Regions from separate parts of the Homo sapiens genome. Here region 1 is linked to region 2. The links are chromatin loops, found by intact Hi-C in ENCODE. Cell type or tissue: heart left ventricle. All regions are shown on one strand. Each heading gives the region's core, and the rest is flanking DNA. Links, peaks and the distances in the headings are about the cores only.

What was found. Peaks named below come from ENCODE experiments on the same cell type or tissue, not always from the same donor. Only the 100,000 strongest peaks of a DNase experiment are listed, where the experiment ranks them.
Region 1: a loop joins it to region 2, with 5 times the contacts of the local background. A loop is called at or near these places in 2 of 110 quality-filtered maps.

The regions. Positions count from the first base shown.
Region 1 is chr7:77,136,857-77,149,580 of GRCh38, reverse strand. The region is part of intron 1 of CCDC146 (coiled-coil domain containing 146); the gene reads right to left. All of the region lies in intron 1 of LOC124901678 (a long non-coding RNA gene), which reads left to right. Among named protein-coding and RNA genes, the nearest start is that of CCDC146, 21 kb to the right of the region's middle. In heart left ventricle, for the core only: no CTCF peak of the experiment used is centred there; no DNase peak of the experiment used is centred there.
Region 2 is chr7:77,307,540-77,320,263 of GRCh38, reverse strand. GSAP (gamma-secretase activating protein) reads left to right here. Exons shown (of 31, transcript NM_017439.4): 27 at 5,775-5,894; 28 at 6,715-6,776; 29 at 8,062-8,163; 30 at 8,324-8,423; 31 at 8,815-9,513. The coding sequence ends at 8,906. Among named protein-coding and RNA genes, the nearest start is that of CCDC146-AS1, 65 kb to the right of the region's middle. RefSeq lists an enhancer at 3,671-4,172. In heart left ventricle, for the core only: no CTCF peak of the experiment used is centred there; no DNase peak of the experiment used is centred there; H3K27ac peaks cover 288 bases.

The sequences.
Region 1 (12,724 bases), core at 1,511-9,510, 170 kb after region 2:
TTGAATAGGCTGATCTGGAACTTCTGACCTCAAGTTATCCACCCACCTCAGCTTCCCAAAGTGCTGGGATTACAGACATGAGCCACTGCACCCAGCCTATAATAAGTCTTAAAATTAGGTATTATAAGTCCTCAAACTTAATTCTTTTTCAAAATTGTTTTGTCTGTACTAGATACTTTGCATTTCCAAATTGAGAAGCTAGCAGCTTGTCAATTTCTATTTTTAAAAAGCTGACGGTCTTTAATCCATCTTAAGTTAATTTTTGTATAAGGTGTAAGGAAGGGATCCAGTTTCAGTTTTCTGCATATGGCTAGCCAGTTTTCCCAGCACCATTTATTAAATAGGGAATCCTTTCCCCATTGCTTATTTTTGTCAGGTTGCTCAAAGATCAGATGGTTGTAGATGTGTGGTGTTATTTCTGGGGCCTCTGTTCTCTTCCATTGGTCTATATATCTGTTTTGGTGCCAGTACCATGCTGTTTTGGTTCCTGTAGCTTTGTAGTATAGTTTGAAGTCAGGTAGCATGATGCCTCCAGCTTTGTTCTTTTTGTTTAGGGTTGTCTTGGCTATATGGGCTCTTTTTTGGTTCCATATAAATTAAAGTAGTTTTTTCTAATTCTGTGAAGAAAGTCAATGGTAGCTTGATGGGGATAGCATTGAATCTATAAATTACTTTGAGCAGTGTGGCCATTTTCACAGTATTGATTCTTCTTATCCATGAGCATGGAATGTTTTTCCATTTGTTTGTGTCCTTTCTTATTTACTTGAGCAGTGGTTTGTAGTTCTCTATGAAGAGGTTCTTCACATCCCTTGTAAGTTGGATTCCTAGGTATTTTATTCTCTTTGAAGCAATTGTGAATGGGAGTTTACTCATGATTTGGTGCTCTGTTTGTCTATTATTGGTGTACAGAAATGCTTGTGATTTTTGCACATTGATTTTGTATCCTGAGGCGTTGACAAAGTTGCTCATCAGCTTAAGGAGATTTGGGGCTGAGATGATGGGGTTTTCTAAATGTACAATCAGGGGACGGTTCCAAGATGGCTGAATAGGAACAGCTGCAGTCTACAGCTCCTAGCATGAGCGACGCAGAAGACGGGTGATTTCTGCATTTCCAACTGAGGTACTGGGTTCATCTCACTGGGGCTCGTTGAACAGTGGGGGCAGGAGAGTGGGTGAAGCCCACCAAGTGTGAGCTGAAGCAGGGTGAGGCATCGCCTCACCCAGGAAGCACAAGGGGTCAGGGTATTCCCTTTCCTAGCCAAGGGAAGGGGTGACAGACGGCACCTGGAAAATCAGGTCACTCCCACCCTAATACTGCGCTTTTCCAATGGTCTTAGCAAACGGCACACCAGGAGATTATATCCCACGCATGGCTCAGAGGGTCCCACACCCACGGAGCCTCGCTCATTGCTAGCACAGCAGTCTGAGATCAAACTGCAAGGTGGCAGTGAGGCTGGGTGAGGGGCGCCTGCCATTGCTGAGGCTTGAGTAGGTAATCAAAGTGGCCTGGAAGCTCGAACTGGGTACAGCCCACCACAGCTCAAGGAGGCCTGCCTGCCTCTGTAGGCTCCACCTCTAGGGGCAGGGCATAGCCGAACAAAAGGCAGCAGAAACCTCTGCAGACTTAAATGTCCCTGTCTGACAGCTTTGAAGAGAGTAGTGGTTCTCCCAGCATGGAGTTTGAGATCTGAGAACAGACAGACTGCCTCGTCAAGTGGGTCCCTGACCTCCGAGTAGCCTAATTGGGAGGCATCTCCCAGTAGAGGCAGACTGACACTTCACACGGCTGGGTACCCCTCTGAGACGAAGCTTCCAGAGGAACGATCAGGCAGAAACATTTGCTGTTCAGCAATATTCGCTGTTCTGCAGCCTCTGCTGGTGATACCCAGGCAAACAGTGTCTGGAGTGGACCTCCAGCAAACTCCAACAGACCTGCAGCTGAGGGTCCTGACTGTTAGAAGGAAAACTAACAAACAGAAAGGACATCCACACAAAAACCCCATCTGTACGTCACCATCATCAAAGACCAAAGGTAGATAAAACCACAAAGACAGGGAAAAAACAGAGCAGAAAAGCTGAAAATTCTAAAAATCAGAGCACCTCTCCCCCTCCAAAGGAACACAGCTCCTCGCCAGGAACGGAACAAAGCTGGAAGGAGAATGACTTTGACGAGTTGAGAGAAGAAGGCTTCAGATGATCAAACTTCTCCGAGCTAAAGGAGGAAGTTCGAACCCAGTGCAAAGAAGTTAAAAACCTTGAAAAAAGATTAGACGAATGGCTAAGTAGAATAACCAATGAAGAGAAGTCCTTAAAGGACCTGATGGAGCTGAAAACCATGGCATGAGAACTACATGATGAATGCACAAGCTTCAGTAGCTGATTTGATCAACTGGAAGAAAGGGTATCAGTGATTGAAGATCAAATGAATGAAATGAAGTAAGAACAGAAGTTTAGAGAAAAAAGAGTAAAAAGAAACGAACAAAGTACCCGAGAAATACGGGACTATGTGACAAGACCAAATCTACATCTGATTGGTGTAGCTTAAAGTGACGGGGAGAATGGAACCAAGTTGGAAAACACTCTGCAGGATATTTTCCAGGAGAACTTCCCCAACCTAGCAAGGCAGGCCAACATTCAAATTCAGGAAATACAGAGAATGCCACAAAGATACTCCTCGAGAGGAGCAACTCCAAGATACATAATTGTCAGATTCACCAAAGTTGAAATGAAGGAAAAAATGTTAAGGGCAGCCAGAGAGAAAGGTCGGGTTACCCACAAAGGGAAACCCATCAGACTAACAGTGGATCTCTTGGCAGAAACTCTACAAGCCAGAAGTTAGTGGGGGCCAATATTCAACATTCTTAAAGAAAATTATTTTCAACCCAGAATTTCATATCCAGCCAAACTAAGCTTCATAAGTGAAGGAGAAATAAAATACTTTACAGACAAGCAAATGCTGAGAGATTTTGTCACCACCAGGCTTTCCCTAAAAGAGCTCCTGAAGGAAGCACTAAACATGGAAAGGAACAACTGGTATGAGCCACTGCAAAAACATGCCAAATTGTAAAGACCATCAAGGCTAGGAAGAAACTGCATCAACTAACGAGCAAAGTAACCAGCCAACATCATAATGACAGGATCAAACTCACACATAACAATATTAAGCTTGTTATGGGCTAAGTGCTCCAATTAAAAGACATAGACTGGCAAATTGGATAAAGAGTCAAGACTCATCGGTGTGCTGTATTCAGGAGACCCATCTCATGTGCAGAGACACACATAGGCTCAAAATAAAGAGATGGAGGAAGATCTACCAAGCAATTGGAAAACAAAAAAAGGCAGGGGTTGCAATCCTAGTCTCTGATAAAACAGACTTTAAACCAACAAAGATCAAAAGAGACAAAGAAGGCCATTACATAATGGTAAAGGGATCAATTCAACAAGAAGAGCTAACTTAAATATGTATGCACCCAATACAAGAGCACCCAGATTCATAAAGCAAGTCCTGAGTGACCTACAAAGAGACCTAGACTCCCCCACAATGATAATGGGAGACTTTAACACCCCACTGTCAATATTAGACAGATCAATGAGACAGAAAGTTAACAAGGATATCCAGGAATTGAACTCAGCTCTGCACCAAGTGGACCTAATAGACATCTACAGAACTCTCCACCCAGAATCAACAGAATATACATTCTTCTCAGCACCACATCACACTTATTCCAAAATTGACCACTTAGTTGGAAGTAAAGCACTCCTCAGCAAATGTAAAAGAACAGAAATTATAACAAATTGTCTCTCAGACCACAGTGCAATCAAACTAGAACTCAGGATTAAGAAACTCACTCAAAACCGCTCAACTACATGGAAACTGAACAACCTGCTCCTGAATGACTACTGGGTACATAACGAAGTGAAGGCAGAAATAAAGATGTTCTTTGAAACCAATGAGAACAAAGACACAACATATCAGAATCTCTGGGACACATTTAAAGCAGTGTGTAGAGGGAAATTTATAGCACTAAATGCCCACAAGAGAAAGCAGGAAAGATCTAAAACTGACACCCTAACATCACAATTAAAAGAACTAGAGAAGCAAGAGCAAACACATTCAAAAGCTAGCAGAAGGCAAGAAATAACTAAGATCAGAGAAGAACTGAAGGAGATAGAGACACAAAAAACCCTTCAAAAAATCAATGAATCCAGGAGCTGGTTTTTTGAAAAGATCAACAAAATTGATAGACCACTAGCAAGACTAATAAAGAAGAAAAGAGAGAAGAATCAAATAGATGCAATAAAAAATGATAAAGGGGATATCACCACTGATCCCACAGAAATACAAACTATCATCAGAGAATACTATAAACACCCTATGCAAATAAACTAGAAAATCTAGAAGAAATGGATAAATTCCTGGACACATACACCCTCCCAAGACTAAACCAGGAAGAAGTTGAATCCCTGAATAGACCAATAATAGGCTCTGAAATTGAGGCAATAATTAATAGCCTACTAACCAAAAAAAGTCCAGGACCAGACGGATTCACAGCCGAATTCTACCAGAGGTACTAGGAGGAGCTGGTACCATTCCTTCTGAAACTATTCCAGTCAATAGAAAAAGAGGGAATCCTCCCTAATTCACTTTATGAGGCCAGCATCATCCTGATACCAAAGGCTGGCAGAGACACAGAAAAAAAAAGAGAATTTTAGACCAATATCCCTGATGAACATCGATGAAAAAATCCTCAATAAAATACGGGCAAACAGAATCCAGCAGCCCATCAAAAAGCTTATCCACCATGATCAAGTGGACTTCATCCCTGGAATGCAAGGCTGGTTCAACATATGCAAATCAATAAATGTAATCCAACATATAAACAGAACCAATGACAAAAACCACATGATTATCTCAATAGATGCAGAAAAAGCCTTTGACAAAATTCAACAGCTCTTCATGCTAAAAACTCTCAATAAATTAGGTATTGATGGGATGTATCTCAAAATAATAAGAGGTATTTATGACAAACCCACAACCAATATCATACTGAACAGGCAAAAACTGGAAGCATTTCCTTTGAAAACAGGTACAAGACAGGGATGCCCTCTCTCACCACTCCTCTTCAACATAGTATTGGAAGTTCTGGCCAGGGCAATCAGGCAGGAGAAAGAAATAAAGAGTATCCAATTAGGAAAAGAGGAAGTCAAATTGTCTCTGTTTGCAGATGACATGATTGTATATTTAGAAAACCCCATCATCTCAGCCCAAAATCTCCTTAAGCTGATAAGCAACTTCAGCAAAATCTCAGGATACAAAATCAATGTGCAAAAATCACAAGCATTCTTATACACCAATAACAGACAAACAGAGAGCCAAATCATGAGTGAACTCCCATTCACAATTGCTTCAAAGAGAATAAAATACCTAGGAATCCAACTTACAAGGGATGTGAAGGACCTCTTCAAGGAGAACTACAAACCACTGCTCAATGAAATAAAAGAAGATACAAACAAATGGAATAACATTCCATGCTCATGGATAGGAAGAATTAATATCGTGAAAATGGCCATACTGCCCAAAGTAATTTATAGATTCAATGCCATCCCCATCAAGCTACCAATTACTTTCTTCACGGAACTGGAAAAAACTACTTTAAAGTTCATGTGGAACCAAAAAAGAGCCCACATTGCCAAGTCAATCCTAAGCCAAAAGAACAAAGATGGAGGCATCACGCTACCTTACTTCAAACTATACTACAAGGCCACAGTAACCAAAACAGCATGGTACTGGTACCAAATCAGAGATATAGACCAATGGAACAGAACAGAGCCCTCAGAAATAATACCACACATCTACAACTATCCAGTCTTTGACAAAACTGACAAAACAAGCAATGGAGAAAGGATTCCCTATTTAAAAAATGGTGCTGTGAAAACTGGCTAGCCATATGTAGAAACCTGAAACTGGATCCCTTCCTTACACCTTATACCAAAATTAATTCAAGATTGATTAAAGTCTTAAATGTTAGACCTAAAACCATAAAAACCCTAGAAGAAAACCTAGGCAATACCATTCAGGACATAGGCATGGGCAAGGACTTCATGTCTAAAACACCAAAAGCAATGGCAACAAAAGCCAAAATTGATAAATGGGATCTAATTAAGCTAAGGAGCTTCTGCACAGCAAAAGAAACTACCATCAGAGTGAAGAGGCAACCTACAGAATGGGAGAAAATTTTTGTAATCTACTCATCTGACAAAGGGCTAATATCCAGAATCTACAAAGAACTCAAACAAATTTATAAGAAAAAAATCAAACAACCCCATCAACAAGTGGGCGAAGGATATGAACAGACACTTCTCAAAAGAAGACATTTATGCAGCCAACAGACACATGAAAAAATGCTCTTCATCACTGGCCATCAGAGAAATGCAAATTAAAACCACAGTGAGATACCATCTCACACCAGTTAGAATGGCAATCATTAAAAAGTCAGGAAACAACAGGTGCTGGAGAGGATGTGTAGAAATAGGAACACTTTTACACTGTTGGTGGGACTGTAAACTAGTTCAACCATTGTGGAAAACAGTGTGGTGATTCTTCAAGGATCTAGAACTAGAAATACCATTTGACCCAGCCATCCCATTACTGGGTATATACCCAAAGGATTATAAATCATGCTGCTATAAAGACACATGCACACATATGTTTATTGCAGCCCTATTCACAATAGCAAAGACTTGGAACCAACCCAAATGTCCAACAATGATAGACTGGATTGAGAAAATGTGGCACATATACACCATGGAATACTATGCAGCCATAAAAAAGGATGAGTTCATGTCCTTCATAGGGACATGGATGAAGCTGGAAACCATCATCCTCAGCAAACTATCGCAAGAACAAAAAACCAAACACTGCATGTTCTCACTCATAGGTGGGAACTGAACAATGAGAACACTTGGACACAGGAAGGGGAACATCACACACCGGGGCCTGTTGTAAGGTGGGGGAAGGGGGGAGGGAAAGCATTAGGAGATATACCTAATGTAAATGATGAGTTAATGGGTGCAGCACATGTATACATGGCACATGTATACAGATGTAACAAACCTGCACATTGTACACATGTATACATGTACACATGGCACATGTATACATGTACACATGGCACATGTATACATATGTAACAAACCTGCACGTTGTGCACATGTACCCTAGAACTTAAAGTATAATATAAATAAATAAATAAATAAATAAATAAATAAATAAATGTACAATCATGTCATCTGCAAACAGAGACAATTTGACTCCCTGTCTCCCTATTTGAATACCCTTTCTTTCTTTCTCTTGCCTGATTGCCCTGGCCAGAACTTCCAATACTATGCTGAATAAGAGTGGTGAGAGAGGGCATCCTTGTCTTGTGCCAGTTTTCAAAAGGAATCCTTCCAGCTTTTGCCCATTCAGTATGATATTGGCTGTGGGTTTGTCATAAATAGCTCTTATTATTTTGAGATACATTCCATCAATACCTAAAACCACAAAAACCCTAGAAGAAAACCCAGGCAATACCATTCAGGACATAGGCATGGGCAAAGACTTCATGACTAAGACACCAAAAGCAATGGCAACAAAAGCCAAAATTGACAAATGAGATCTAATTAAACTAAGGAGCTTCTGCACAGCAAAAGAAACTATCATCACAGTGAACAGGCAACCTACAGAATGGGAGAAAATTTCCGCAATCTATCTATCTGACAAAGGGCTAATATCCAGAATCTACAAGGAACTTAAACAAATTTACAAGAAAAAAACAACCCCATCAAAAAGAGGCAAAGGATACAAACATAGACTTCTCAAAAGAAGACATTTATGCAGCCAACAAACATATGAAAAAAAGCTCATCATCACTGGTCATTAGAGAAATGCAAATCAAAACCACAACGAGATGCCATCTCACGTCAGTTAGAATAGCAATCATTAAAAAGTCAGGAAACAACAGATGCTGGAGAGGATATGGAGAAATAGGAACGCTTTTACTGTGTTGGTGGGAGTGTAAATGAGTTCAACCATTGTGGAAGACAGTGTGGCGATTCCTCAAGGATCAAGAACCAGAAATACCATTTGACCCAGCAATCCCATTACTGGGTATATACCCAAAGGATTATAAGTCATTCTACTATGAAGACACAGGCACATGTATATTTATTGCAGCACTGTTAATAATAGCAAAGATTTGGAACCAACCCAAATGCCCATCAGTGATAGACTGGATCAAGAAAATGTGCACATACACAACATGGAATACTATGCAGCCATAAAAAAGGATGAGTTCTTGTCCTTTGCAGGGACATGGATGAAGCTGGAAACCATCATTCTCAGGAAACTAACACAGTAACAGAAAACTAAACATCACATGTCCTCACTCATAAGTGGGAGTTGAACAATGAGAACACAGGGACACAGGGAGGGGAACATCACACACCGAGGCCTGTCAGGGGGTGTGGGGCTAGGGGAGGGATAGCATTAGGAGAAATACCTAATGTAGATGACAGGTTGATGGGTTCAGCAAACCACCATGGCAAGTGTATAGTTATGTAACAAACCTGCACATTCTGCACATGTATCCCAGAACTGAAAGTATAAAAAAAAATAAAGGCTAATGGAATTTTGACTGGGATGGTGATGAATCAATATATCAATATATATCAATCAATATATCAATGTGATATCGATATATCAATATTGATATCAATATATCAACGTGTCTACTAAAAATAATGTGAGATTTGACATCTTGTATTGAATTAGATTTTCCTTAAATATGGTATTTTCCCCTACTTATTTAACTCTGCTTTAATTTCTCTCAGTAATGTTTTATACTTTTCAGAGGACGGGTGCTATTGACTGAATGCGTCCTTCAAAAGTTCATAATCCCCAATGTGATGATATTTCCAGATGGGGCCTGTGGGAGGTAATTAGGTCATGAGTATGGAGCCTCACGATGGGATTAGTGGCCTTAAAAGAAGTTACAGAAGACAGTTTCCTTCCTCTCTAACTCCACCATGTGAGGAACAACAAGGAGACTGTTGTCTGCAAACCAGCAAGAAAGCCTCATCAGAACTGACCATGCCAGCATGATCAGTATCACCAGCAATACTGTGATCTCAGAATGCCCAGCTTCCAGAACTGTAAGAAATAAATTTCTGTTACTTAAGTCACCTGGTCTATAGTACTTTCGTTATAGCTACTTGAACTAAGACAACAGAACCTGAATATATTTGTTGTTTATCTCTAATTATTACATATTCTGTACATTATTGTAAGTGACTTTAAGATTTCAGTTTCCAAATGCTATTATTAGTTCTTAGAAATACAACTGATTGGCCGGGAACGGTGGCTCATGCCTTTAATCCCAGCACTTTGGGAGGCCGAGGCAGGCGGATCATCTGAGGTCAGGAGTTCCAGACCAGCCTGGCCAACATGGTGAAACCTCGTCTCTGCTAAAAATACAAAAATTAGCTGGGTGTGATGGTGCACGCCTGTAATCCCAGCTACTGGGGAGGCTGAGGCAGGAGAATGGCTTGAACCCAGGAGGCGGAGGTTGCAGTGAGCTGAGATTGTGCCACTTGCAGCCTGGGTGACAAGCAAGACTCTGTCTCAAAAAAAAAAAAGAAAAAGAAATAAAGAAAGAAAGGAAGGAAGGAAGGAAGGAAGGGGAGAGAATTGATTTTTGTTTTTGACCTTGTATCCTATAACTTTGTAAAATTTCATTTTAGTTCTAGTAGCTTTTTAATAGATTTCTTACAATTTTCTACTTAATCATGTTGTCTGTGAATAAAGACAATTTTACTTCTTTTCTAAAGTGAATTTTTTAAGACTTATTTTTTGGGAGGTGGGGGTAGTTTTAGATTCATAGCAACATTGAGAGAAATGTACAGAGATTTCCAGCATACTCCTTGTTCCCATATGTGCATAACTTCCCCTATCATCAACATCCTCCACCAGAGTGGCACATTTGTTACAACTGATGAAACTACATTGACACATCATAATCACCTAGAGTCCATCGTTTACGTTAGAGTTCACTCTTAGCGTTGTACATTCTAGGTATCTGAACAAATGTATAATGACAGGTATCCATCGTTATAGTATCATACAGAACATTTTCACTGCCCTAAAAATCCTTTGTGCTCTGCCTATGCATCTCTCTCCACCCACTCCAAACTCCCTAGTGATCACTATCTTTTTTTAACTGTCTCCACAGTTTTGCCTTTTCCAGAATGTCATATAGCTGAAGTCATGCAGTATGTAGACTTTTCAGATGGGTTTCTTTCACTTAGTAATATGCACTTAAGTTTCCTCCATGTCTTTTTATGGCTTGACAGCTCATTTCTTTTTATTGCTGAATAATATTCCATCATCTGGATGTGTCAAAGTTTATTTATTCATTCATTTACTGAAGGACATCTGGGTTGCTTCCTAGTTTTGGCAATCATAAATAAAACTGCTTAAACATCTATGTGCAGATTTTTATATGGACATAAGTTTTCACCTCCTTTGGGTAAATATTAAGGAGCATGATTGCTGGATATATGTTAAGAGTATATTTAGTTTTGTAAGACGCTGCCTATCTTCCAAAGTGACTATAGCATTTTGCACTTTCACAGCAATACATGAGAGTTCCTGTTGCACCACATTCTTGTCAGCTTTTAGTGTTGTCAGTATTCTGGAGTTTGACCATTCTAATAGGTGTGTGATAGTATCTTACTATTGTTTTAACTTGCATTTGCCTGCAATGTGAAGCATGTATTCATGTGCTTATTTGCCATTTGTATATCTTCTTTGGTGAGATTTTTGTTAAGGTCTTTGGCCCGTTTTTAAATCTTTTTGTTGTTGTTTTTGAATTTTAAGAGTTCTTTGTATTTTTAGATAATAGTCCTTTATCGATGTGCCTTTTGCAAATATTTTCTCCCAGCCTGTGGGTTTTCTCATTTTTTTGACATTGTCTTTCGTAGTGCAGAACTTTTAAATTTCAGTGAAGTTCAGCTTATCAATGATTTCTTTAATGGATCATGCTTTTGGAGTTGTATCTAAAAAGTATTCACCAAACCCAAGGTCATCTAGGTTTTCTATGTTATCTTCTAGAAGTTTCATAGTTTTGCATTTTACATTTAGGTCAAAATCCATTTGAGTTCATTTTTGTTAAGAGTGGAAGAACTGTGTTTAGATTCATTTTTTTTTGCATGTACATGTCCAGTTCTTCCAATACCTCTTTTTTTTTTTTTTGCAACTGCCCCCTCCAGCACCATTTGTTGAAAATACTGTCTTTTACTCCATTGTATTGCCTTTATTCCTTTGTCAAAATTCAGCAGACTATATTTATGTGGGTCTATTTCTGGACCCTTTATTCTGTTCTATTAACCTATTTGTCCACTCTTTTGCCAGTACCATACTGTCTTGATTACTATAGCTTTATAGCTTCCTTCCTCTCTATCTCCACCATACGAGGAATAACAGGAAGACTGTTGTCTGCAAACCAGGAAGAAGGCCTCATCAGAACTGACCATGCCAGCATGGTCAGTATCACCAGCAATACTGTGATCTGAGAATGCCCAGCCTCAGAACTGTGAGAAATAAATTTCTGTTATTTAAGCCCCCTAGTCTATTGCACTTTTGTTACAGCTGCCTGAACTAAGACAACAGAACCTACATATATTTGAGTTATATGTAAGTATTGAAGTCGGGTAGTGTCAGTCCTCCAATTTCGTTCTTCTCCTTCAATATTGGGTTGGCTATCCTGGGTGTTTTGCCTCTTCAAATAAACTTTAGGATAAGTTTGTTGATATCCACAAATGAGTTGCTGAGATTTTGATTGGGATTGCATTGAATCTACAGATCAATTTGGGAAGAACTGCTAACATCTTGAAAATATTGTCTTTCTCTCCATGAACATGAAATATCTCTCCATTTCTTAGGTTCTTTGATTTCTTTCATCAGAATTTTGTAGTTTTCCTTATATATCTTTATTTTGTTAGATTTATACCTAAGTATTTCACTTTAAGGGGTTCTAATGGAAATGATGTTTTGTTTTTGATTTCACATTCCACTTGTCCATTGCTGCTGCGTAGGAAAGTGACTGACGTTTGCAAAATAAACTTACATCCTACAACTCTGCTATAAACACTTATTAGTCTCAGGAGTTTTTTGTTGTTGTTGATTCTTTTTCTACATGACAATCATGTTATATGAGAATAAAGCCAGTTTTATTTTTTTTCTTCCCAATCTATGTCTTTTACTTACTTTTCTTGTCTTACTGCATCAGCTATAACTTCCAGCACAGGGTTGAAAAGGAGTGGTGAGAGGGGACATCTTTGCCTTGTTCTTGATCTTAGTGGAAAAGCTTCTAGTTTCTCACCTTTAAGTATGATGTTAGCTACAGGTTTTATATAGATATTCTTTAGCAAGTTGAGGAAGCTCCTTTCTAGTCCTAGTTTACTCAGAGTTTTTGTTTTTTATCATGAATGGGCTTTGCATTTTGTCAAATAATTTTTCTGCATCTATTGATATGGTCACATGATTTTTCTTTTTTAGCCTGTTGATGTGATGGATTACATCTATTGATTTTTGAGTGTTGAACCAGCCTTGCATATTTGAAACAAATCCCATTTGGTAGTGGTATATAATTATTTTTATACATTGTTGATTCAATTTTGTTGAGGA
Region 2 (12,724 bases), core at 1,505-9,504:
TATGCAGTCATTCATTTAATTGGTCATTTGTTCATTTAGTCAACAAATATTTGTTGAGCAACTATGACATGACCGGTAACGTGCTAGAAATTAGAGCAATTACAAAGATTAGTAAGAGTCTAGTTGGGAAGATGTACATAGAAATCAGTATCCATTATGAGAAATAAGCCCCTGTTAGCTATAAACTGTCTTGTGCTCATTACATATCAGTTCATTTTTTTATTGTGTAAGAACACTTGAGACCTACCCTCTTAACAAATTTTTAAATGCACAATACAGTATTGTTAAATATAGGTACAATGTTGGATAGCAGGTCTTTAGAACTTACTCATCTTTCATAGCTGAAACTTTATACCCATTGAACAGCAATTACTTATCCCCTACTCCCCGGTTCCTGGCAAGCACTGTTCTACCTTCTGTGTCTATGAGTTTGACTACTTTAGATACTGCATGTAAGTGGAATCATGCAGTATCTGTCCTGTGACTGGCTTGTTTCACTTAGTGTAATGACCTGAAGTTTCATCCATGTTGTCACATGGAGCAGGATTTCATTTTTTAAGGCTGAGTAATACTCCATTGTAAATTCTACACTTTCTTCATCTGTCAGTAGACATTTAGGTTGTTTCCCTATCTTGGCTATTGTGAATATGTTGTGATAAACATGGGAGTATATACATATCTCTTCAAGATCCTGATTTCAGTTCTTACAGATATTTATCCAGAAATGAGATTACTGGATCATATATTGATTCTTTTTTTTAAATTTTTTGAGGAACCTCCATACTGTTCGCCACAGTGGCTGTACCACTTTACATTCCCACCAACAGTGTATAAGGATTCCAATTTCTCCACATTCTTGATAACACTTAAATTGTGGTTTTTTGATAGTAGCCAACCTGAGAGATGTGAGGTGATACCTCATTGTGGTTTTGATGTGCATTTCCCTGATGATTAGTGATGTCGAGCATATTTTCACATAAGTGTTGGCCATTTGTCTGCAATCTTTGGAGAAATGTCTATTCAAGTCCCTTGCCCATTTTTTAATCTGGTTGTTTTCTTGCTATTGAGGTTTGAGTTCCTTATATGTTTTAGATATTAACTCTTTGTTAGATATATGGTTTGCAAACACTTTTTGTCATCCTGTAGGTTTTGCCTTTACTCTTTGGATCGTTTCCTTTTATACATATATATTTTTATTATTATACTTTAAGTTTTAGGGTACATGTGCACAACACACAGGTTTGTTACATATGTATACATGTGCCATGTTGGTATGCTGCATCCATTAACTCATCATTTACATTAGGTACATCTCCTAATGCTATCCCTTCCCCCTCCCCCCACCCCACAACAGGCCCAGGATCGTTTCCTTTGCTGTGCAGAAGCTTTTTTGTTGGGTGTAGTCCCTCTTACATATTTTTGTTTTCATTGTTTGTGCTTTGGATGTCATATTCAAGGAATCATTGCCAAGACCAATGTCAAGAAGCTTTCCCTCTATGTTTCTTTTAGGGGTTTTTCAGTTTCAGGTCTTATGTTTAACTTTCTAATGCATTTTGAGTTGAATTTTGTTTATGGTAAAGATAAGGGTCCCATTTCATTCTTTTGCCTATGGACAGTTTTTCCAACACCATTTATCAGAGATACACGATCCTTTCCCCATTGTGTGTTCTTGGTGCTTTTGAAGATTAGTTGCCTAAACATGAATGGATTTATTATTGCATATAAAGTTCTAATGAGTGTTAAACTTTATGATAGCTGTAACTACATATCAGCTGATATTTAGTTACTTCATTCATATATATTCATCCATTCATCATTTGTTCATTGCTTCATTTTAGGCCAACATATATATGATACTCATTTTGTGCCACGTACTGTTGAAAGTACACACAAATTAGTACACTTAATTTTCATAAAATTTTAACTGGTAGAAACTTAAGTTGGACCACATTAAATTGTCAGTGCCCAACCATTTTTTGGCCAACAAAAATGGCACTTTCATGTGGTTCCACTTAATATTATTCCCATTTTATAGATGGTGAAACTGAGGCCAGAAAGGTTGAGTAATTTGCCTAAAGTCACATAGCTATTAAGTGACAGAGCTGATATTCAAATCCAGGCAGTTTGGCTCCAAAATCCATGCTGCTTCTTGAATTTTATATTCCAGTTGAATTAGTTGATGTTGAAACATGGGCTATTTATGGGCCTAAAGAATCCCTACAGCATATGCTGCTCTGCATTTATGACACATCTGATACGGTTTGGAATCCTTCATTCTTCATCCACCTTATTTAATGTCTGTCTGTATGGCAGTACAAAAGGAGTTGAAAGGGACCATTTGTGAGGGGAATGGATGGTTTAAAATTATCCCAATGGAATATGAGTTATGAGGTACACCCTAGAAAGATTGAAGGATTACAGGAAAACTACCTTTGTGGCTTAAATTCTTAATTGTTTGTTGTTAACACAAAAAATTTGGTAGGGAAATGGATTGACAGTTTTAGATTTGTTCATTACAGATATTCAAGCTTCTTTTGAAAATAAATGAAACTGACTTACTGGGGACATTGTTACGCCTGGAGATCATAAAAATCCACTTTCTACCCAACTCACATTCCTTCACAGTGATAAGGAGGGAAAACAAAGATGTTATCCATAGTGATCGAGAATTATTATAAGTAGACTTATGGCTTGTGTCTGTGGGTCAGGTAAGGAAAAGGTGTTTCTCATTTTTTTAATTATACTTTAAGTTCTAGGGTACATGTGCACAACGTGCAGGTTTGTAACATAGGTATACATGTGCCATGTTGGTTTGCTGCACCTATTAACTCGTCATTTACATTAGGTATTTCTCCTAATGCTATCCCTCCCCCAGCCCCCAACCCCACGACAGGCCCCAGTGTGTGATGTTCCCCCCCAACCCTTGTCCAAGTGTTCTCATTGTTCAATTCCCACCTATGAGTGAGAATGTGTGGTGTTTGGTTTTCTGTCCTTGGGATAGTTTGCTGAGAATGATGGTTTCAAGCTTCATCCATGTCCCTGCAAAGGACATGAACTCATCCTCTTTTATGGCTGCATAGTATTCCATGCTCTCTCCTTTTCTCTTGAATGTTTATTTCCATCATGTGACATGGAAATAGAGGGGGGAGGTGACACTGGATCATGTGTGTGTGTGCATGTGCATGCTTGTATGAATTCAGGGTGTTTCTATATGCACATGCGTAAGTGTGCTTGCTTTCCAGGCCTATTGGACTAATGATGACTGTTTGAGTTACGATTGTCAGAGACTTGTAACATGAATTGGTTAAAGTTAAGAAGAGAATGGGGAACACAAAAAGGAAGTCAGGGTTTAGAGCTAGGGCATTTGCTTTTAAAAAAAGGAACTGTATTGCACTTGCTGGCTAGAGGAGGCCAGGAGCCCTGGAAGATGAGGATTAAAGTTGGGTGGAGCTGATGACTAATTATAGCCAATTTGCTCTGTTGCTCAGAGCTGATGTATAGAGGCCAAGAACAGGTCCCTGAACTTGGGACTGTGCCCTGGGGATAGAGGATGAAGGGTCATCAGGGACCTTTAGCATATGAACACAGGGCTGGAGAGGGAAATTTGAATCCAGAAAATCAATATCATCAATAATCTAGTGTAAACTTTTCTTCAGAAATAATTTTGTAACTTTTTACTAATAGTTTTGTGAAGAATTTCCAAATCCATTTGAAAAACGTTGTTGTTAATTAACTAGTAAAATAGTGGAGTTTTTTTGGACTCAGGGAAGCTAGTGGACTCATCCTGTTAGCCCATTAACACATGCTTGTGGGCAGAGCCTGTACTTCATCTGACCCTTGATGTTACAAGGACTTAGGACTGTGCCCCATGGCTTGTGATTCATGTGTTTAGAGAGAGAAAATCCCATGATTTCTCTGAATCCAAGCCCTGCTCGTTGGGCATCATCCTTTTGTCAGGTACCTTCCCAAGAGTAGGCTATGATTCTTCTGTCAGTCATTCCCACATTCAATGAGTTGCAAAGCCTGTACATGTTACCATGCCTCTCTGATTCAGTGCCTCCATTACCTCTTATCCACGTTCAGGCAATAGCTTCTCTACAGGTCTTCATACCTTCTGTAGCAAATTATTACTCCAACTCATTCTTTGCCTGTTGCCATATTAATATCCCAATGGTAAATCTTCTGTTCTGCTTAAAAACTTTCATTACCTCCTCAAAGTCTCTCAAATTAATAAATCTCTATCATTCAGCATTCAACCTCTGTCACCTGCACTCATAAGCACAGAACTGGTCACATTTTTAAAAATGTCTATTTTTTGTAATTGATTGTCTGCCTCCCCCAGCAGACTGCAAGGTGTATGGGAGCAGCAGTTGTGCCTGTTTTGCTCATTTTTATACTCTTAGCCCCTTGCCAGGTGTGTGGAAGGGATGTGCTGAATAAATTAGCTTTTCCAACCTTACCTCTTAATCTTTCTCTCCTCTAATATGATTCCAACCCAGCTGGATCATTTACTATTTTCTGAATATGCCCTGTGCTTTCTCATCTTCGGACCTCTGTTCATGTTCTATTAACACAGCTGCCAGTTATTAACAGTGACATTATGGTTGAAAGCCTACCCTACAATCACACAGTTGATGCAAATTTCAACTTACACATTATTATTTCTGTGATCCTGGGCAAGTTGCCTAGCTCCTGTGAATCTTGGCTTTTGGTTTTTCCATTTATGAAATGGGAATCTAGTAATTCCCACCCCATACTTTTGTATGAGGATCAGATGAGCCAGGACACAGGTTGAAAGCCTTGGTACATGTCCAGTATGGGTCGCTATTGTTATATTGCATGCTAGGCTCTTCACAGACCTGGCTCTAGTTCTCAAAGCAGCCCTGTGGGAAAGGTACTGGTGGTTCCAATTTAGAGATGAAGAAATGGAGGCTCAGAAAGGCTTAGTTGCCTGCAGCTGGTGAGTAATACAGCTGGATTCTGGCCTAGGGCTGCTCATGCCAAACCTGGCTTTTTCTACTGTCCGCACTCATTTCCACTGATAGGAATTGCATCTGTCCTTTGAAGCTCCCCGCAAATGCCATCACTTCCAAGAGAGCTGTTTTGATTCTCTCCTGGTCTGATACCTTCTCCCATGCATGATGTTTTTATCTGTTGTCAGTAGTAGTATACTTAGAGATCTGGGTTTCTGTGGGTAGCTCTACCCGTGAGACAGGCTTGAGAATGCCTGCCTCTCAATTGAATTCCTATAAATTTACTATCTGGCCATATTGTCTTAATTCTTTCTTTTCTATACTTTAGTCCAAGTAGACTCTAAAAGCCTTTCTCTAGGGCATACCCAGAGATAAGCCATATAAACTATTGCCTTCTGGTCCAAATTTGTTTCCCTTCAGCAAAATGGTCCTCATCCCAACAACCTTTTAGTCTGGACATACGAAATCTGAAATGCTTCTGTACTCTTTTGCTATCTTACTGTAGAATCACAAACATATCAAACCGTAAAACCATTGAGCAGGCCCTTGCTCTGTTTCTGTGCAGGAAGAGACCCAAGGAGCAAGGAATGTATACTTACCGGAAACTTACTATAGACCCAGCGTGATATTTAGTTACGAATAATACAGAGAAGGAAACTTGGACCTTGTTTTCAAGAAATTCAGTTGGTTCCAGGCACCAAGCACTGAACTAAGTGCTTTATTAACATGATCTAATCCATTCCCCGGGGGCTGCTGGAGATGTTGGCTGACTGTGTTTACCCTCCAGATCTCTCATCCTAGGTTTTCATACTCTGCACACCATCCTCGGGGTCCAGTGTCTCCCTTTGCATAACCTGCTGCATTGCATTGACAGTGGAGTGTTGCTTCTCACTGAAACAGCTGTCATAAGGCTCATGAAAGGTAAGAAGCCCTGAGTTTGCCAGAGTGCTAGTTCCAGCCTGAGCACCACCAAGGCTAGCTTCTTGGGTGTGCAACCTGTGCAGTCACCAAGAGCCTGGCTGCACTCAGAAGAGTGCCCTGCTCAGTTTAATGCTGCATTACATCTTGAAATTCTTAGTAGTATTTGAACGAGGGCTTGCTCGTGTTCATTTTGTGCTGAGCCCCACAAATTATACAGCTGGTCCTGTGAGCACAATCCATTCCCTGTAATCATCTTTTGGGCCAATTTAAGGTTTCTGAGCCCTTCACGAGGTCCTAAGGGACTTTTCAATCCACATACAACTATTAGATTCCTTTTCTGTGCAAGAGGGCACTTGAGGCTAGGAACCTCTGCAGGCTTGTTTCTCAAGAAAATGTCACGAAATGGCTTATTTTCAGCTGATTAACTCTGTCATCTCAAAGTTAGACTAGAAATGCAAGGAAAATTATTGAGAGGGGCAATTAAATGAATTTGAACTTTAAATTCTGTAGTATAATCACTCAAATTATTCAATTGTATTTTAAGATGATTTTTGTTTATATGAAAGCATTTGTCATTCCTCAAGGTACCTTCTGTTTTAAGTTAGTCAATAAAATTGCTTTGTACCTGGCAGCCTGTTATAGAAAAATCCCTTTTTATTCAGAGAGTCAGAGTAAAATTTCCAAAATGCTGTTAGATTAGCTTGAGAATACACAGTTGGGATATGTCCTATCAAGATGAACCACTCAAGTATTAATATTAACTTGCTAAAGTATCAAAATGGGTATTTGTTTCATTTGCTAATCTCTAACTTTCTTGTAGATCTGGATAATACAGAGAAAAATGAAAAACTGAAATTCAGTATCATTGTGCGGCTTCCTCCGGTAATACTGAGTTACATTTTATTTTCTCCCTAAGCTTTGGCATTACCCTCCTTCAATTTCTTCTTGCAAAAAGAGCATTTACTTGCTTTGGGTTAAAGTCAATTGAATTGTTTCACTTTTCAACACTTCCAAGAAATCCCACCCGTCCCCAGCCCTCTGTTAGCTGTTTCCCACTTGGCCTACAAAGCACTTGCTCTCTGGCTCTGCACTGCCTTGGCACAGTCCAGTGAGAACATTAAGCCATTTTTGCCTCTTAGGAAACCACACTAATATTTACATCTGAGTCTGAGAGGGAGGGAGAAGGGGAAACGTGCTTTTGGCATTTAAACAGATTTAACTTGGATACATTGGAATACAGGTGAGGACAGAAGGTTCTAGACCTGTATTTCCCCTTACTGCATTTCTACCATGGTAGGAAGACATTCCTAGGTCAAAGGAAGAATGAGAAACATGAGGGAATATCAACACTTAGAGTGAGAGATACTATGAAAATATGACATGGTAGGAAGACATTCCTAGGTCAAAAGAAGAATGAGAAACACAAGGGAATATCAACACTTAGAGTCAGAGATACTATGAAAATATGAAATTCCACAGCAAGGTCTTCCGAGCCTCTAACTCTGCAAACTTCCTGACCTGGAGAGCCTTAGCCAGCTCCATCTGCTGTGTACATGCCTTGCACACTTGCACCTCTGGCACTGTCCTCTCACGAACGGCTGTCTGTTACCTTTCTGGACCTAATCGCCCTGCTCTGTAGTGGCCCTTGCCCCTCACTCACAGGCTTACTGAAGCAAAGGCAAGAATAGAAAACAAAGCATATTTTCCATAGCTAGATCTCTCTGGGAAACATTGCTGAATATTTAATTTGGTCTCCAAATTTGTTTATTTCCCCAGTACTCTTAGGGAATTAAAATTTTCTAGGCAAGACAATGGCAGAGAAGTTGATATAAACATGCGTACCCCCCTTAGTTTCCGGTCAAAACATCAGAGTTGGCATGCCCATCTCTGGTTTTGAAGAGCAGCAGATAAACTCCATTTCAGTAAAAGGGTTTGGCAACATCAGTGTATAAACCACTTTCCTCAATGTAGCGTTTGAGAGAGTATTTACTCCCTCATAGAAACTTCATAGGAACATGGCATTTCTCCAAGGGTCCTTAATCATCAAGGGCCTGGAGACTAACCAGCTACTTTGGAATAATACTTTTAAAATTATGAATAGATATAAGGTGTGTTTACTTAATATAGTGTGTGGTATTCGCTACATTTTTTTCAATTTGCATAATAGCTTATTGGGCAGAAGATTTGTAGACTTTGGGATCATCCTATGAGTTCTAACATCATTTCGCGGAACCACGTGACGCGACTGCTTCAGAACTATAAGAAACAGGTGAGTTTCTCTGAAAGCACAGCCAACTAAATGTTTTTAGGATCCTGTTTGCCCGTGACAACATATCTGTATGGACAGCAATTACAGTTCTTATCACTTTATTTTAAAATTGTGCTTATTGTGGAGAATCAGCTTACACCAGAAGTGGTTTCCCTTTTAGCCTCGGAATTCTATGATTAACAAGTCATCGTTCAGTGTAGAATTTCTGCCTCTGAACTACTTCATTGAAATTCTGACAGATATAGAGTCCTCCAATCAAGGTAATTTACTCCCCTGTTCTCAGGGTCTTACCACTTTTCCCTTGACACATCAGTCCTTCCCTATTCACTTCTTTGTCTTCTTTCCAAAATCCTTTTAACATACAAGTAGACCCTTATAGCAATTGGTTTACATTAGCAGTACCAAATTTACTACCTAGAGTAAATTACCAAATAATCACCTCTGAAGTTTTAAAAGAGTCAAGAGGTTTAAAGCCCATTTGGTTGATGCAAATGTTCTTGGTGCTGAAGTTTAAATTTAAGAACACATTCTTAAAAAATTCATTTTACTAAAATACAATTATGATTTTAATGAGCTGTGAGCACAAAGTTATAAATGTTTCACGGACCCATGGTAACCCTTTTTCCCTGCCCTCTCCCCATTTTTTTCCAGCCCTGTATCCTTTTGAAGGACATGACAATGTGGATGCAGAATTTGTAGAGGAAGCAGCTCTGAAACACACCGCGATGCTTTTAGGCTTATGAAAAAGAAAACGCAATTGGATCTGCTGCTGCCATTTTAATCTTGCTCATTAACCTTACTCCTTTGAGAATTCTTTAACAATATTTAAAATTGGTAACAAAAATAGTTTAGCCATAATTGTTTAGCCATGTGAGTTTCAGGTTGGTACACGTTCAGACAGAACTGCTGTATCACATTCCAATTTTGAATAGCCAGTGAGCAATCAAGTGTAGAGAAATGATAAATGGCCTAAGAAGGCATACAGTGGCATAAACGATGCTCTTCCTAGTAGCTTAATAGGCCACAAGCTAGTTTCTGTTGCACTCTGAAATAAAATATGCTTTAAAAATGTAGGGAACAGTGCTTAGAAAAGCAAAAACTAGGTGTGTCATTGAAATAATAGGCATAAAAATTAAATGTTACATAAGAACACTATTTGGAAAGAGGGTCCTTTTAAAAACTGAATTTGTACTAAATCAGATTTGCCATGTCCAGTACAGAATAATTTGTACTTAGTATTTGCAGCAGGGTTTGTCTTTGTGAATTCAGATGAAACATATTTATTTTTTTTTATTTATAAAAGGTTGATTTAGGAATATTTTGTCAGTCATTAAAAAACCTGAAAACATAGTTTTGGCCTGACTTTCCCTGTTTTTTGAATGTAGCCTTCTTATTGAAGCCAAGAATCATGCGTCTATGAACATTTTCTCCAAAGGCCCCCATGTGACACCTAACTCATTGTACCATTTCTTTTTTTCGCTTTTCCATAGTGATTTCATTCTAACCCATAAATACAGTTGCAGCCCAAGGTCAGCCCACAACCTTTTGCTTTTCTGTCTTCAGACTGAACTTGAGATTTTAATGATTATAAATATCATTAGCTGGTATGATCATTCAACTTCCTGTCTAAAATCATTTTGTTCTAAAAATTGTCCTCTCTCATAGAATTACCCTTTTTGGTCAAATACTTCATTGTTACCAATACTCAAAATCTTGGAGCCTAGTCAATGCAATGCTGATTCTTTCTCTTGATAAGGTCATTATCTTTCAATCCCTGCTTTCATTCATTTCTTTGCATACCTGGATTGTTTTAGTTGCTCCCTAAGGTCTAAATTTATCTGAAACATATTTGAGATAAACACTAGTTTGATCTGGTCACTCTGCTCATAATCCTTTAATAACTTGCTATTCATTATAGGATAAAATTCAAACTCCTTGACATTCAAGGTGTCCCAAATTCCTGCCTTGTATAATAGGAACATTTTCTTCCAGCCAGGTCAGTTCACTGGGCCTTGAACACAATTCTTGTCTTAGTTCCAAGCCTTTCTTTAGGTTATTATTTCCCACACCTGGATTCCCTCGTCTGTTAAAATCTTATTCATGCTTAAGGGTCAGATAAACAGTTCTGTGATCCAGGTCATTCTAGCACCTGGTGGCATCTTCCTTCTGAGTCAGTACCATGCATTGTAATATTTAACTAAACTATCCTTCCCTTTGTGATGTTAGTTTTCCATTCTTAGGTTGCTCAAACTTCCTTTGTGGGTATTTTTGAATCCCTAATGAGGTTACTAATTCCTACAATACAGGAACTATGTTTAAATATGCAGTATTTCTTATTTTCAAAGGCACTCCCAAGTAATTGCTTTATGACTCACCAAGCAGGTAAGATTTAGGCTGGGAGACATTAAATTTCTTTTAAATCTGGCAGGATTAGGACCTTGTACAGATGAATTTAGTAAAATAAAGGGATGGAATATTTCTCACTCCCAGAGTTGCAAAATAAAATTCATAACAGCTACCAGTATGAAATAAAGATACTTTCACCCCCTTCCCTCCAGAAACACCACTGGGCCAGCTAAACAGTCATGCAGCCATATCATGGGCTTGAGAAACAGCCCTGGGCCCACCCCTGGCAGACATACCCCCAAGCCAGCTGAGCAGCTCTGTGCCCACGAACTGGACCTGAGAAATGGCCCCATGGGCTACCCCTAACAGACATGATCCCAGGCCAGCTGAGCAGCCTTGCACCCACATACTGGGCTTGAGAAGCAGCTCCATGGGCTGCTCCCAGGCTGGCTGAGCAGCTATATGCCTGTGTCCTGAGCCAGAGAAACAGTCCCGTGGACCACCCTCAGCAGACACATACCCAGGCCAGCTGAGATGCTGTATGACCATGTCCCAGGTCTGAGAAACAGCCCTGTGAGGTGTCCCTACCAAACATGCCTCCAGGCCAGCTGAGGAGCTGTGTGTCTGCATACCAGGCCTGAAAAACAGCCCCATGGGCCACTCCTCATAAGCACATGTCCTGGCCTGCCAAGCAGACTTGCACCTGTGCCCTAGGCCTGATGATAAACAGCCCCGTAGGCCACTCTAAGCAAATGTGCCCCTAGGCCAGCCATGCAGCATTGTGCCTGCATTCAGGGTGTGAGAAACAGCCTGAAACAGTTGGCTGCCCCTGGCAGAAACGTCCCTAGGCTGACTGAGCAACCACATGCCCGTGTTCCCTAGCCAAAGTAAAAGCTCCGTGGCTCCAACTTCAGCAAGCCAGACTCCAAGTTGGCTGATCCACCATGTGCATGCATCTGCCCTCAACTTGAAAAATAGCCTGGTGAGCCCACCGCAGTTGCCACAAACTCTCTCAACCTAGGCCACTGAGAAACATCACTAGTGTGGATTGCAGCTGAAGAAACTTTAAAGATAGCACACTACTCCTTCCAGCTAGAATGAAGGCCAATGCACTCCATTGAACCGACACTCCACAACTCATTTATACAAATAAGTCTTTCCCTATGAAACCTCCATAAAATTGGAAGAGCTGACTTTTCCACCAGATGCATAGAAATCAATGTAAGGACATATCAAACATGAAAAAGTAAGGAAACATGACACCTTCAAAGGAAAACAATTCTCCAGTAGCAGACCCCAATTATAACAAAATATAGGAAATGCCAAAAAAAATCAAAATAATAATCCTAAGGAAACTCAGATTCAAGACAATACAGATACATAATTCAACAAAATCAGGAAAACAATTCATGATTTGAATGAAAATCCAACAAAGAACCAAACAAATCCTACAGCTGAAGGATTCAATGAATGAAAAACACAATTGAAGACCGCAACAACAGACTAAACCAAGCAGAAGAAAGAATTTCTAAACTTCAAGTATTCTGAAATAATACAGGCAGACAAAGAAAAAAGAATAAAAAATAATGAAGAAAGCCTATAGGATTTATGGAAAACTATTAAGTGAACAAATAATCATATTATGGGCATTCCAAAAGGAGAAGAGAAGGGAAAAGGTGAGGGAAACATGTAATGAATAGAAGATTTCACAAGTCATGAGAGAGAGGTGGACATCCAGGTCCAGGAAGCGAAAAGAACCACAAATAGATTCAACCCAAACAGGTAATCTCCAAGGCACATTGTAGTCAAATTGTCAAAAGGCAACAATAAAGAGTGCTAAAAGCAGCAAGAGAAAACTGTCAAGTCACATGTAAGGGAAACCCCATTAGATTAATAGCAGATTTCTCAGCATAAAACTTACAGGCTAGGAGAGAATAGGTTGATATCTTCAAAGTACTGAAAGGAAAAAAAAAAGCCAACAATATTATATCCAGAAAAGCTATCCTTCAGAAATGAAGGAGAAATAAAATATTTCACAGACAAACTAAAACTAAGGACATCTATCACCACTAGACTGGCCTTACATGAAATCCCATAAGAAATATTCAAGGGAATCTTACATCCGGAAGTGAAAAGACAATCGCCATCGTCATGAAAATATGTGAAACTGGCTGGGCATGGTTGCTCACACGTGTAATCTTAGCACTTTGAAAGC